2 separate regions of the Homo sapiens genome follow, and region 1 is linked to region 2. Evidence: chromatin loops called from intact Hi-C (ENCODE). Cell type or tissue: testis. All regions are shown on one strand. Links, peaks and the distances in the headings refer to the core of each region. The heading gives the core; the rest is flanking DNA. Region 1 overlaps ZNF423 (zinc finger protein 423). Region 2 overlaps ZNF423 (zinc finger protein 423).

What was found. A loop is a pair of places that touch in the nucleus more often than their neighbours do. Peaks named below come from ENCODE experiments on the same cell type or tissue, not always from the same donor. Only the 100,000 strongest peaks of a DNase experiment are listed, where the experiment ranks them.
Region 1: it touches region 2 in a loop (2.0-fold over the local background); 7 of 110 quality-filtered maps call a loop at or near these places.

Annotation. Positions count from the first base shown.
Region 1 is chr16:49,743,596-49,746,499 of GRCh38, reverse strand. All of the region lies in intron 2 of ZNF423 (zinc finger protein 423), which reads left to right. Among named protein-coding and RNA genes, the nearest start is that of ZNF423, 110 kb to the left of the region's middle. RefSeq lists enhancers at 1-211, 1,501-2,082. In testis, for the core only: no CTCF peak of the experiment used is centred there; no DNase peak of the experiment used is centred there.
Region 2 is chr16:49,699,620-49,702,523 of GRCh38, reverse strand. All of the region lies in intron 3 of ZNF423 (zinc finger protein 423), which reads left to right. Among named protein-coding and RNA genes, the nearest start is that of ZNF423, 160 kb to the left of the region's middle. RefSeq lists enhancers at 433-1,114, 1-1,336, 1,797-2,478. In testis, for the core only: no CTCF peak of the experiment used is centred there; DNase peaks (open chromatin) are centred at 173 and 1,603; H3K27ac peaks cover 1,376 bases.

The DNA.
Region 1 (2,904 bases), core at 229-2,728, 44 kb before region 2:
TCTCAAAAAAAGAGAAAGTACCCTGTCTTTTTGGCAATAGCAGTAGGTGAGCAGATGAAAGAAGCCTGGGTTTGTGCTTCACTGTGATTGATAAGGGCAACCCCAGGCTATGACCTTTAGCTTGTCCTCTTTTGAGGTGGGGAAGCTGAGGCTCGATGAGTCCAAGCAGATCTGAGATATCTGTGAGACCCGCTCTCACAGGAAGCTGCTCTGCTCTTTGTCCCACATTTTCTTCCCGCACCCAGTGGCCAGGTGATTCCTTTAACGGTGCAGGAAATTAATCCTGCACTTTTATAGGTGGGGAAACAGAGCCTGGAACAGCAGGGGCCAACATTGCATTCCACTCACAGAATGCCCTCCACACAGAGTTGATGTAGGATGTTGTTACAGGTGGGGAAACTGAGGCTCGGGGAGAGGAAGTGACTGGCCTGAGGTCATGCCAAGAGTTAGGGACAAAGCTCAGATGAAATTACGTACTTCCTCAGATCCCCCTGCACCTGTCCTCATTTTAGGGTATTTCTCTGCCCTGAGTAAGCTGGTGTTGGGGCGCAGATCCCAGTTGGACCTTCTGTGGGGTGAGGGGATAGTTCACTGGGTCCCAGTCCCCTCAGCTCCATCCCCGTGGGCTCCCCATAGAGAGTCCTTTCCTGCCTTTGATGCAAATTCTTGCACTTTCCTGATAATATTCTGGGCTCTTCTTAACACGAGGGGGTCAGCGGCAAGGCATCTCGGCAATTTATAATTCTTGAAAATTCTGTTTGGTGACACGAGTTAGCATTTAATAGACACCCTGCCACCTCCTCTCTCCCTATTGTGACAAGCTCCTGGCAGAATCCTTTTGAGACTAAGGGTAATTGCACCACGCTGCGAACGGGAAGACCACGTCGCGCTCGAGTGCGCCTCAAAAATGTCTTCACAATAGACAGTCAGGTACGAGTTTGCTGGGCTTCAAGGTAATGATTTAAACTTAATTTGACCCTTGATGAGGGAGCCCATGTTTCTGATCAGATGCAGTCTTTAAGTTTGGGCTTGCCTGCCATGCCTTCAATAGTAGCACAAATAATTCCTTCATAACAAGTGCCTTTCAGAGGATGTCTGCTGCTGACAGCTAATATAGAATTATTGCCCCTGAATGCATTTCTGTAATTACTTCCCAGAGATCTGTCTTTGTGTTAGAAGACATTTCGCACTTTAGTAACATAAGTGTTTTGGGAGAGCACGAGCAATAATTATGAGCAGTCTTTCTGTGAAAATAAACCTAAAAAAATTATAAAAGCTAATGGTAAAATTGGTTAGAGCCAGGGAGGAATTTCATCTGAATTTGATTCATGTATATTTATTCTGAGTATAATAACCTTTCCTGCATGGAAACTTTTTTTTTTAAACAAAAGCAATAATGATACAAAGAGCCCGCTTTCTAATTTTTGAGCCAGACCGAAACTGAAAACTGATTAAAAGTGACAAGTTACTCAAGAATGAAGAAAGAAGCCTGATCGTGGAGCTCTGATAGGAGACATTTGCGGTAATGGAAAATGAAATGATTCACAGTGTGATCAATAAAAAATTAGCAGCATTTAATAAAAGGTTTCTGCTTCATGTTGACTAAAGAACATCGCCAGCAGTTTGAAATCCGAGTTAAGTGATGGTTTGAGGAGGAGCCTGGGGGTGGTGAGTGGGGTGTGGGGTGTGCGTGTGCATGTAGATCACACTGATATTGGCCATCAGGCAGAGGCAGCCAGGTCCCTGGGGTGGGTCTGGAAGTTTCCTTGGTGCGGTTCACTTGACCTTTGGCCTGTGGCTAATCCCCCCATGTCTCTGCATCTCTTTGCCTAGGAATGTGAATCCAGGGGTCCTAGGCTGCCAAACAGGCCTTGCTGTCACTGGCTGGGGGGTCTGAGTGCAGTCCCCATCAAAACCCTGACCCCGAGCTGGGTACACCCCAACCCCGAGCTGGGGACACCCTGGCTGGCCACATGTGTGCTGAGCGTGGGGACACCCCGCCTGGCCTCGTGTGTGCTGGGCCTGGGGACACCCCACCTGGCCATGTGTGTGCTCGGCCTGGGGACACTCCACCTGGCCACGTGTGTGCTCAGCCTGGGGACACCCCGCCTGGCCATGTGTGTGCTCGGCCTGGGGACAGCCTGCCTGGCCACATGTGTGCTGAGCATGGGGACACCCTGCCTGGCTGTGTGTGTGCTGAGGCTTCTCGGACCTCTGTGGCAGACGTGTCATGCTGCCCAGGCCATTGGCTTTGTTCTGTGCCTTGCTTCCAGAATCCAGGTTTCTGGAGACATCAGAGAATGTCTTACAGCCCACTTGTGGGGCTCCAAACACCCTCTTGGGGACTGACGGGAAGTCGGCAGAAAGCCGGCAGACCTGAGCAAGTGGATGAGGGTAAGCGGTGGGGAGACCCCTGGGGTCTCCTGGAGGAGCCAGCTGCTTGCATGGATCCTTGGAGGTGGGCTGAGGCTGCCACCCTCCTCCAGTGAGTGGGTGCCTAGATGGGGGTTTACTGGGAGCGGCTCCTTGGAATCTGAGTGTACTCCTCCTGGGGTGGGATAGCACGGGAAAGCCACTCCACGAGTCCTGCTCCCTTTTCTCCAGGCGCCACTTCCGTATTCCCTGGAACGTGGCTGCGCACCAGGCTGTCTCCATGCCTGGCAACTGGTTAATTTTTAAAGGCTTTTTGTGGAGCCTCTGCACTGCGACTGGAGGGAGAGGGGGCTCCCCTGGCCCTCCAGGCCCACCTGGAGGCTCGTTGGTAGGAGGATCATTGGTGGGAAGGGAGCTGCTGGCTTTTGGGTTATAATAGAGGCCCTAGAGCCGGGTCTGGGGAGTCCCTTGAGCCCCCTGTGTCCCGGGGCAGCAGGCAGGACCAGGGGCCTGCTTCGGGCTTCATTCCTG
Region 2 (2,904 bases), core at 132-2,631:
ATCGGCATGACGCCTTGCAGTGATCAGTGAGGTCGCCTCAAGATTCCTTCAGTAAAGCCCTCGGCAGGGATACAAGGGCCGTCACAGCTGTGCTGCACAAACCAGCTTCCAAAGGCGAGGATGGGGCTGGCCCACTCGAAGTGGCTCCTCGGCAGAGGGGTGCGAGGCTCGCTGCTGATTTGGAGAACACTTCTCCCGTCCCTGGCTGCCTTGGCCTCCCCTGTTATGAAATATGGATGGTACCGGTTCCAGCGTTCAGAGACTCGCTGGCAGTGTGAGCGTCTCCAAAGGCCCGCCTTGTGCATGCACCTAAACACTTCACTGAGCAATCTGTCAACATGTCAGCAACACATGTTTTGTAAAAAGCTTCCAGTGGGAGTAATGACTCCCACCAGGACTTCCAAAATGCTTTGAATTCAGCAGATTTCTATTGCGGGCATCCCCTGGGGTGCCTTTTACAATGCCTACATTTCAGAAATTTGAGCCACAGACCCCTGGGGGTTTCCTTTCATAATGCCTCAAAATGTAGGGTTATATTGTTGGAAGTCCCCATGGGGTCTTTATTAATACCTGAATTCTGAGGAACTGGAAATTACACAGGGCACTGCAGGGGCCCAGATCCACACCAGGAAGAAGAGAAAAACTCTGTGGGGAGATTTTTTTTCTTCATGCAAGAGTGAAAGAGAAGAATTTGCTAAAGGACAAAATTGAGTGTGTTTGAGCTTCCTTCATTTAATCTGCCTTCTAGAACGCTACAGTAAAATCTGCAACGGGGAAGGGGGGAAATGACTTTTCTATTTTTAAATCTCACTTTGATATTTTAGGGGCCAGAGTATGTTCTCTTTAAACACCCAGTGTCGAAGAGGTATTGTTTAAAAATAAATTATTTTTCTTTTTGGTAATTGAAAACACCTCTGCCGTGCCCCTCTCCTGGGTCTCCCCTCTTCCTTAGAGCTGTTAAGCTCCTGTAGCGCGCTGCCGTCTCATTATCATTAACCGTTTGGGGTCGGTTTGAGATATTGGCCCACTTGCTCCCCTCCCCTCCCCTCTCCTCCTCTCACCTCCCCTCTGCACATTAAAGATGAGAAAATCAACCTTGGAGATGGTCCAATCTCCCGTGCGAACTGGTTTCAAATCCTCGTCGCTGGTTGGGGCCATCAGCGTAGGAAATATCAAGGCTGGCTGCTACTTTTTTGCAAGCATTTTGCTGCTGAAGTCTTGAAAAGACAGAGGGGTGCCTTCCTGTCCCCCACCCTACACACACACGTGCGCATGCACGCACACGTGCATATACCGGCTTCCACGTGTGACTCATCTCAGCCTCCATCACCTGCACACTCACCTTTGGTTCTGTTTTTTTAAAAGTTACAAGACTTAAACATGTTAAGCCTTAGGGTTAATTTAAGCTGCCTTTTTTCATTCTAAATCTGGCACTGACTAGCTTGCTGAAAAGAGGCCTCTCTATTTCTATTACAATCTCATTGACTGGGACAAGAAAATAACATTGAGAGAGCTAACTTACAGCAGCCAAGGCCAAGAAATTCTAAGTTGCTGATAAGACCCTCCTCCCTTCTCCTCCCTCCTCTGCCCTCCTCCCTCTTCCCTCCTCCCTCCTCCTTTCTCCTGCCTCCTCCCTCCTTTCTGCCAGAGTGACTGGATCACACAGGGGACTCAGGAACTCACATTTTCCCCCCTTGGTGAGACTCCCAGACGGTGTTCAACCATCTGTGGTCCCGTGGGCCCAGCAGAGGGGGCCCAAGGAGGGGGGTTTGCCCATCAGGAGCTGGTTGGGTCAGATGCTCACAGAGATCCTCTGCACCCACCCCGAGCAGGCTGATTAATTAAGCAATTGCATCATTGATTCAAGGTTTGTGATTTGGTGCCAGGGCGCTGGCGGCTGCGTTCCTGAGCATTGCTTCCCCTCCCTGGGCTGTGAGTTGCAGGATCCCTTTCCTTTCTCCAGCCTGATTTTCCTCCCCAGTGCCAATCCTGGATGTTCCATCAGGAAAGGAACGGCCCCCTGTATTCCAGCTGCCCCTCCGCCCCAGTCAGGAAGCCCTGTGCCTCCTGGGGTGTCATGATGGGTGGGGCTGTGGGCCATGAGCAGACCTCAGGAGGGGCCTTTTCTGCTCCCAGCAGGCCCTGTGGGCTTCAGCAGGGGCTTGGAGACGGAGAGGGCAGGGAGCCCTGTGGTGCTGATTTGACATTTTTAGCTGAAGACCTTTGTTCCGACCAATTTCCAAGTAGCTTGGGGTTGGAGTGCATTCTGCTTTTTTCTTTTTCTTTTTTTCTTCTTCTTCTTCTTGTTTTTTTTTTTTTTTTTTTTTTGAAATCCTGGGCCTCTTTTTCCTTTTTCTTTCAAAGCGATGAAATAGAATCTGACCCTGGGAATCCCATTCTTGCCATCTCTTTCCCCAAGCCACCCTCTTCTGCCTGATCAAGGAGGCCTGGATTTCCTGGCAGCCTCTGGGTCTCAGAGGGTCTTTGGCCTTGAAACCCTGCTTCTAGCCCAGCCCCTCGCCCCTGTCTTCTGAGGGCTGCAGACTCCCCAGGGAGGCTGATATCCTGGCCTGGGGCCCTGGCTCGGGAGCTGCTGTGGGGTGGGGTCCACTATTTTTCTGTCCTCCTCCCTCTTGGAGACTTTGGCCCTCACTTGGCCTCAGGGTCAGTGGGTGGAAGAGCCGTAAGATAAAAATTTAGCCCACTTCCCAAGAACACAGACTTTTCCTAAGGAGGCCTGAACCAGGCAGCCAGAGCCCCTTCAATTTTCATCCAGTGGGGATGGCATGGTAAGAGCACTCAAAAATAAACAAATCAAAACTGAAAACATCAAAACAACTAAAAGCCGGACAATAGAAATTCCTTTTCCTTGTGAGCCCCAAAGTAAACAATGAAGATACCACC